Linked DNA regions of Mus musculus: region 2 is linked to region 1. A link is a contact called in ENCODE Hi-C or POLR2A ChIA-PET data. All regions are on one chromosome and are shown on one strand. Each heading gives the region's core, a stretch centred on a gene start or an enhancer-like site at or near the end of the contact. The rest is flanking DNA. Distances are from core to core; before and after follow the strand shown. Region 1 holds the start of Zim1 (zinc finger, imprinted 1). Region 2 holds the start of Olfr1344 (olfactory receptor 1344).

Region 1 (4,219 bases), core at 935-3,434:
GGTGACACTACTTACATTTGACCAGCCAGGTGAACCGAGCCTGCTCTTATGTCTGGTGCTAACTGGTGGTGACCTAACCTAGGTTCTGGGTACAGCATTTCAGTCTTAGTTCCCCTTTCTGTTGATGTGATCAGTTACTCTGACCAAAGGAACTTAAAGGAGAAAGAGTTTATTTTATCTCAGAATTCAAGTATGTGGGAGCATCATAGGAGCATGGGGGTGGGAATCCAAAGCAGCAGGAGCCTGAAGCAGCTGGCCATATCACTGCCATGACGATGAGGATACAGAGAGTGCTGAATGCATGCAGTCCACTCTCTCCCTGACCTGAGAATGGTTCCACCCACAGTTATGATGGGTCTTACCTCCGATAACATAATCAAGATAATCACCCCACCCAGACAGGCTGCCCATCTTCCCAGTGATTCTAGATATTGCCAAGTTGACAACACTAACCATCTGAATGAGGGTGAGAGATTACTTTCTGTTTGTTTGTTTAGTGTGTGTGTGTGTATATGTGTCCTTGTGGAGGTCAGAGAACAATTTGTGGAACTCTTTTCTCTCCTTCCACAGCTGTGGGTCCTCAGATTGACCCCGTAGGGTTTCTGTGAAGAGACACCATGACCATGGCAAGTCTTATAAAGGAAAACATTTAGTTGGGGCTGGCTGACAGTTCAGAGGTTTAGTCTGTTGTCATTACGGTGGGACCCAAGGCATAGTGCTGAGAGGTACCTGAGAGTTCTACATCTGGATCTGCAGACAGCAAGAAGAGACTATGAGCCACTAGTCCTGGCTTGAGTTTCTGAAACCTCAAAGCCTGGCTGGAATGATGCTGTTCCTCCAACAAGGTCACACCTGCTCCAGTGATGCCACACCTTCTAAGATTCACTTCCTGTGAATCTATCGGGGCCATTTTCATTCAAACCTCCACACCAAGAGAATCAGTGAACAACCCGTTGACACTTAGGAGTCAGTGCTACCCACTTCATTCTGTTGGCTAAAGCAAACTTCCTGGAATAAGGAAGTTTGTATTCCACCTTCAGGAGAGAAATTGCATACCCTACAACAGAGGGTGTGAATATTACGAAGCATTAATGATGTATCTGCAGGGATAGTGGGCACATTTTTCTCCCCCTGACATACCTATAATCCTCAACACCCTATAATCCCTGTACAACAGTGGGAAGCTTAGCCCAGATCAGCGGTGAAGGGGATACCACTTGTAGAAGCCGAGGAGTCTTTCTACTAGCTGAGAAATACTCCCTGTACTGGCTAGTTTTGTGTCAACTTGACACAGCTGGAGTTATCACAGAGAAAGGAGCTTTAGTTGAGGAAATGCCTCCATGAGATCCAACTGTAAGGCTTTTTCTGAATTAGTGATCAAGGGAGAAAGGCCCCTTGTGGGTGGGACCATCTCTGGGCTGGTAGTCTTGGTTCTATAAGAGAGCAGCTGAGCAAGCCAGGGGAAGCAAGCCAGTTAAGAACATCCCTCCATGGCCTCTGCATCAGCTCCTGCTCCCTGACCTGCTTGAGTTCCAGTCCTGACTTCTTCAGTGATGAACAGCAATGTGGAAATGTAAGGTGAATAAACCCTTTCCTCCTCAACTGCTTCTTGGTCATGATGTTTGTGCAGGAATAGAAACCCTGACTAAGACGCTCCCCAAGTCTACGCTGTGACTTTAATGGTAAAGTAGGTCTAGAAGCAAAGAAGTGAAAACAGAAGAGTGCTGGTGACTCCGTCCAGTAATCCCAGCTCAGGGCAAGGGGATCCTGAGGTTGAGGTCTACATAGTGAAACCCTGTCCCAAACCAAACCAAACCACTCTACCTCAGCGTGTCATCACATAATCTTAAAAATCTTTCCCTTTTCTACCATCGGCCTCTATCAATTTAGAAATTTTACTACCGAAGGAAATTTTTCCACCAGGAGACGCAATTTCTCTATAGTACTAGAAGTGGAGCCACAGAAGGGCAGAGCGTCTGAGGAACGCTTATAGCGAGCGCATCTTGCTGGGGACTACATTTCCCACAGGTCCCAGCGCGCTGTGCCGGGTGCTGGGCGCTCCATAGCCTGGAGCCTCAGGCTGGACGGCGTGAGACCTTCTGGGACATGTAGTCCTGTGGGCGGTGCCCTAGAGCTGGGGACTTGGGTTTTGAAAGTCATCCCGCGGCATTCCACTCCGGGTGGCCGCAGGCTGCGGTGCCTGGAGGCGAGTGCGGACGGACGGATAACCAAGCGCGAGGACGAGAGGCAAGAACACGGGAGAGGACTGAGAGGGCAGGGTGTCTGCATGCTGGGTGGGTCCCCACCCTATCACAGCTCTGTAGAGGACAGTGGTCTGGGTAGGGGGTGTGCGAGGGAATAGTGTGGCACAGCTCTTAGACATACTTCTGCTACGTTATGGAGATTTGTGTAACTCCTATTTGGAGGGTTTGGTCCCTGCAATGTGTCAGCTTTCTTCCACAACTTTACGTTTATGGGTGGCTTAGTTTGTCTCGCCTGTGTGGTTGTAGTTGGTCCTAGCTGGGTTGTTTGAACACTGTAGACTCGAATTCTCTTCTTATGTGGGTGTGCGTGAGCTTGTGTTCTACTTTGTAACTGTATCTGTTTTTGTATACGGATGAGCTGTAGTTGTGAGTTTTGCCCAACTGCCTGACTGTGCTGATGTGGTCAAGTGTGATTATATGATCTTGTATTTGTGTGTTGGGAAATGTGTCTGTATTTGAGCCCGACTATGTGTCTCATTCTGTGGATCTACTAATATAGATTTTATGTAATAACACTGTGAGTGTGAATTTTTAAATTTAATTAATTAATTAATTTTGTGTGTTTGTATGTGTGTGTAGGTCTTTGGACAACTCACAACAGCCTGTTTTTTCCTACTATGTGGGTCCCAGCGATGGAACTCGAGTTATAAGGCTTGGCAGCAATCGCCTTTACCAGCTGAACCAGCTAGCTGGTCCCAGATTGTGAGTTCATAGTATGCCTGGCAGAGGGAGGTTGTGCAGATTTTAGGTTGTATTTGTATCTGTGGTATGGCGGGGAATGTGTTGGGATGGTTGAAGGAGTTGGGGCTCAATTCAACTGTGGATTTACATGGCCTGGGTTTGTATATAGTTCGTGAATTGCATCTTACTGATTTGTATGCAATTGATTCTATTCCATTGGGTTGTTTATGTGTATTTGAGTATTCATATGTGTTTGCTTATATGTAAGTAAGGGTGATAGTTTGTGCATATAGCATCTCGTCTAGGTGATCAATGAGTTTGGTCACTAACACATTGGTATGCTCTCTGGATAGCTATTAGCTAAACTTGTGGATATCCAAGGCAAGGTTGCAGCCAGGCCAGGCATTTCTCCCCTACCTAGTGGCCGGTGAGCAGTATGAAACCCTGGATAATTTCGACCCAAGCCCAGAAGACAGCCCCGAAGTCCCATTCAGGCAAATGTCCTGTTCTAGGACTGAGGTGTCGGGGTGGCTACTGTGCTGTGGAAGGGACCAAATAGAGGTGTCTTTGCTTTTTTTCTAGAATGTACCTGCTGGCTTTGGGGAACAGGGCAGACTATAGAGCCTGGTGAAGGGTAAGCAGGGATCCAGACTGGGAATTGAGTTTCTGAGCCACAGAGCAACCGAGTCTCTGGACGTCTTTAGACAGCAGTAGGAGAGGAGAGAAGATAAGAAATGGGGGAAACTAGAGTTGGCTCAGAGGAGGGCGTTGTGGTGTATTCTTCAGGACACAGAGCCAGGCATTACAAAGTAGGATCTAGAAGCCCTGGTGACATATTAGTCTAATGGACCAGGAGGAAATGATCCCAGACTTTAGACATATAAGCTGGGAGTCAGAGGAACCAGTTAGTCACTTGATTTGATGGACCTTAAAGGGATGATTTTAGAGAGACTCCAAGGGGGTTAGGCTATATAGGGAACAATGGGGGGGGGTTCAGAAGGTCTCTGGGGCTCCACACAGGGCATGTATGAAGGTTTCTGGATGAGAAGGGTGCTTTGAAAAGGCTTTGAACATCTGTAGCAAGGAAGTATGCATTAGTGGCCCAGTCGTGAGTGAGGGCAGGAAGCATCACTTTCATGGAGGTGAGTACTGCTGGACCCCAAGTGAGCCTGAGGTCAGCCTTAGAATCAAGCAGAAAGAGGTCTTCTGTCGAGAGGTGACAGAGGTGACTGGGAGCTCTAAAATGTTCTTCTGTAGATGTAGATGTGTCCCTG
Region 2 (4,305 bases), core at 1,559-4,058, 260 kb after region 1:
ACACCTTTGAAATAACCCATTTCTCCTGTCTCAGTGAACATCTATGCAGTTGTGATGTAGAGTTTAGATCTGAAGAAACCAAAGCACACAATCAAAAACTAAGGCAGTGGCAGGCACAAGAAGTACATTTGCTTGTCTACAAAGGTGAAAATAGTGTCTGGAGAGATAGCTCAGTAGTTACGAGCACATAGTGCTCTTGCAGAGGGCTGGAGTTCAGTTCTCAGCACCCACGTGTGGCAGCTCACAACAGCCTGTAACTCCACTTCCAGGAGATATACCTTCTCCTGTATCCTGAGAACACCATCACTCTTGGGCACATACCCATACATAGACACGAATATACACATAACTAGAAATTAAACTGTTATTAAATCAACCTTCTTTTATGATACAAGTCCTGAGAAAATTCAGAAAAAAAAAAAAGATTTGTCAAGACAATAAAAGATTTATAAGATACCTATAGACATTTTATTAAATGGAAAAAACCTCAAAACATTTCTAGTCTTGTTTTAAGGACAGAGAAACATAGAGGACCAAAAGTCTGGGAGGTCAGAAAGAAGAGGTACTGGGGTAAATATGGTCAAAGTACGTAGTGTGAGTGAAAATATTCATAAACATCATCACAACGTACCATGAATTTCAGTCCCCCTGACTCTGCCTCCCGAGTGCTGAGATAACAGGCCTGCCCCACCACCTTTGGGTTTCTGAGATTGTTGAGTTTGCTTTTTGCCTGATGTCAGGGGTGCTAAAGCAAGGCCCTGCTATCTTCAAATTATTTTTACATTTTTAAGTAATTTAAAAAGTAAAAGAGTTAGGGCTGGAGAGATGGCTCAGCAGTTAAGGGTGCTGGCTACCTTGCAGAGGACCTGGGTTCAAATCCCAGCATCCACATGTTCCTCACAATCATCTGTAAATTCAGTCCCAGGGAATCCAGCACCTTCTGGTGTCCTTGGACACTGCATACACATGCTGCACACACATGCTGCACACACATGCACTCAGGCACACACACATATGTATAAAATAAATGCTTTTATTTTTTCAATTTTTTATACATTTTTACTTAAAATAGAATTACATTGCTTTTCCCATTTTCTTCCCTTCCTCCAGCCCCTCCAAGTATCCTCACTGCAGATTTAGAGATGCACAGATATTCTGTAATATTCAGACACCAATGGCCATTAATAGTTTTCTGGGTGCAGCCCCAAGTTTCTTTCTTGCTTTATCTGTTCTTGCTCGCTCTCCATTCCTCCCTCCCCCCTCTCCCTCCCTTCACAGTCACAGCAGTGCAGTAGCCACAGCAACTCTGAAAGCATTTCTCATCTAATTCTTTATTTGAAAGTTCCAGCAGGAATGTGACTCACTTCTAGGTAGAGTGCTCCTCTGGTATGCACTGGTAAGTCAACCATGCTTCATTAAAGGGCTCCACACCCATGAGTATCTAGGGAGCACAAACTGGACTCCAAGGAGTGATTTTATTAAGTTGAGGAGTGGATGGGGGGGGGGGGAGGTTAGATCTTGGACGATTTTAGGGAAGGCATGGGCAATGGACATGATCAAAATACAGTCTGAGAAATTATGTCAATAAAGACATAATATTCAAGATTTTTTCAAAGAAATCTCTATGTAGGGACATATCCATTTAATTCCAGCACTCAGGAGGCAGAGGCAAGTGAATCTCTGTGAGTTCGAATCCAGCCTGGTCTATCCAACGAGTTCCGGGCTAGTTAGGGCTATACTGAGATCCTCTCTCAAAAACTTAAAAATAAAACAAAAGAAGATACCTCCATGGAATTTGAACAGACCAGACTGAGAGAAAATTCTGTGCCCCGCAGAAGTCGCTTAGTGCAACACAATGCGCGTCCCCCGCAGCCGGGCCAGGGCATAGCGAGCTGCCATGTGGACCTCACGGTTTCGAAGGCTGTAGATGAGTGGATTGAGGACAGGTGTGACCACCAGGTAGAAAACTGCCACCAGTTTATGGTGTCTAGCAGGAAGATCACTAGAGGCTTTGGGCCGCAGGTACATGGCACTCACCGTGCCATAGAAGAGCCCCACCACAGCCAAATGTGAGCTGCAGGTGGACAAAGCTTTGTGGCGACTTCCAGCAGAAGGCAACTTGCGCACAGCAGCCAGAATCCAGGTGTAAGAGGCTAGGATGAGGACCAAAGGTACCAGGAGGATGGGCACGCCCAGGCCATAGACCAGCCTGTAGTTGGCTGTGGTGTCCGCACACGCTGTCCTCAGCACCGCAGGTAGCTCACAGAAGAAGTGGTCCACCGCTGCCCTCCCAGGACAGAAGGGCAGGCGTAGTGCAGCCACCGCATTGGGTACAGAGAGTGCAAAGCCCAGTGTCCAGGATGCTCCAGCCAGCGCTGCGCAGCGGGGGGCGGTCACCAGGGTCGCATAATGCAGCGGTCTGCACACAGCCAGGCAGCGGTCCAGGGCCATCGCTGCCAAGAGGATGGCCTCGCAGCTGCCCAGGGAGATGCCCACGTACAGCTGCGTGCCACAACGTACCAGGGAGAGGCGGGCACTGCGCATGGTCATGTGTGCCAGCGCCTGCGGTAGCGTGGTACTCACATAGGCTGTGTCCAGCAGGGCCAGGTGGGTCAGCAGGCGATACATGGGCCGATGCAGTCGTCTGTCCAAGGCTATCAGACCCACTAGGGCACCATTACCCAGCACAGTGGTGAGGTAGGCTAGAAGAAGTGAGGCCCACAGCAGGGGGCGCAGGGAAGGTGGGGCCCACAGTCCCAGCAGCAGGAACTCTGTGGTTCCTGAATCATTGAGGGTTCCCGGGCCCATCCTGGAGACAGAGACAAATAGCAGGGTCACTGCAGACAGTCTGAGCTGGGAGTGTAAGGGATGGCAGGACCCAGCTCCTTCTCCATTAGTCTCCCTTCCCAGCACTCTCCTTCCTCATTTTCCCGCCTCATTTTCCCTCTCCTCCCACCACACACACACACACACACACACACACACACACACTCCAACTCTTAAGTTACATCTTGTTTACCCCCGCCCCTCACCCACCCCCCCGTGCCTCTTTATGGTTACAATAGCTTGCTGTTGTAACTTGCACATATATTGAAGGAAAAAATGTTTCTGAGTCTGAATTTTTCCCTCATAAAATAAAGGTTTTGAGTGAGAGCCCAATGAGCTGAGCTTAATCTTTGACAAACTCACACAATGGAAGGAGGCAACCAACCCTAACCTCCACATAACACACACACAAAGACACAGACAGACAGACAGAGAGACAAACAGAAAGACAGTGAGAGAAGAAAATAAATAAATTAAAATACATTATTCATATCGTTTTGTAAAAGAATTCTCTCTCTCTCTCTCTCTCTCTCTCTCTCTCTCTCTCTCTCTCTCTTTCTCTCTCTCTCCCTCTCTTCTCCATGAGCTGGACCTGAGATACACAAATATCCAAGTCTTCCAGTGGTTATAAACCCACTGAAGTCATAGGTACTTGGAAGTCAATTGTGAGACATGCCTATAGACATACCTAGCAAATATTGGGTCAAGACCGTGATAGAAGAAAGATGGAGAGAGAACAAATCGCTCAGGAGCATTTCTGCCCTATGTGCACACAATTGCTTTGTACAACGGGCTCTCTGGATCACAAAACATCTTATTCATTCCCTGTGGGTGTCCATTACGAATCTGAAGCCTCAACAGACTCACCTCCCAGAAACTCCTATCGCCTCCTTTACCACATGGATTCTTTGCCCAGTTCCGCACTCAGACTTGCTCCATAGCTACACATCCCCATCATGGAGTAGATAGATGCTTCCCACCTCCAAGGATACACAGTATGCTCGAGGCTCCTGGGCTCGGAAGCAGGAAAAACAGCAAATTATCCAGGCTGTGATCAGGTAGGAGGAGTTAAAGCCCTCTACCCAGATCCACAGAGAGTTCTGACACAGAGGGACTGGGGGAGCAATTACAAGGCTCCTCGCCTTGCTCTCTCCCTAGGTCAGGACATTGGGACCACACTTGACTCTCACAAGAACCCATTATTGGCCATCAGTAATGAGGCTTCAGTGGGTTGATCTCGGCCCTGGGTCCCCATGGGCCCCATCTACCTTTTCTAGATGTGAGACTGGAGGTCACCCTGAGAGAAAAGCTAGGAAAATTCCTCTCTGTTCTATCATTGTCTCCATCTCTCTTTGAAGGTTCCTTATCTAATAATACTTCGGGGCTTTTCCTTTTTATAAATTTTAGTTACATGTATATACAAGATTTCTCTGTTCTTCTTGAGTTTCATGTGTTTTTCAAACTGTATCTTGGGTATTC

The links. A loop is a pair of places that touch in the nucleus more often than their neighbours do. ChIA-PET counts read pairs that join two places held with the same protein, here RNA polymerase II (POLR2A).
Region 2: a map of left cerebral cortex shows a loop between it and region 1 (5-fold over the local background). The contact joins the promoter of Olfr1344 here to the promoter of Zim1 in region 1. A Hi-C loop is called at or near these places in 7 of 37 maps with a recorded cell type or tissue (Patski, adrenal gland, heart and 1 more). POLR2A ChIA-PET finds 5 or more read pairs at or near these places in 1 of 5 experiments (Patski).

Annotation. Positions count from the first base shown.
Region 1 is chr7:6,694,397-6,698,615 of GRCm38, reverse strand. Zim1 (zinc finger, imprinted 1) reads left to right here and starts at 2,184. Exons shown (of 8, transcript NM_011769.4): 1 at 2,184-2,247; 2 at 2,844-2,966.
Region 2 is chr7:6,438,405-6,442,709 of GRCm38, reverse strand. It overlaps Olfr1344 (olfactory receptor 1344), which reads right to left and starts at 2,808. Exons shown (of 1, transcript NM_177061.3): 1 at 1,843-2,808. The coding sequence starts at 2,808. The coding sequence ends at 1,843.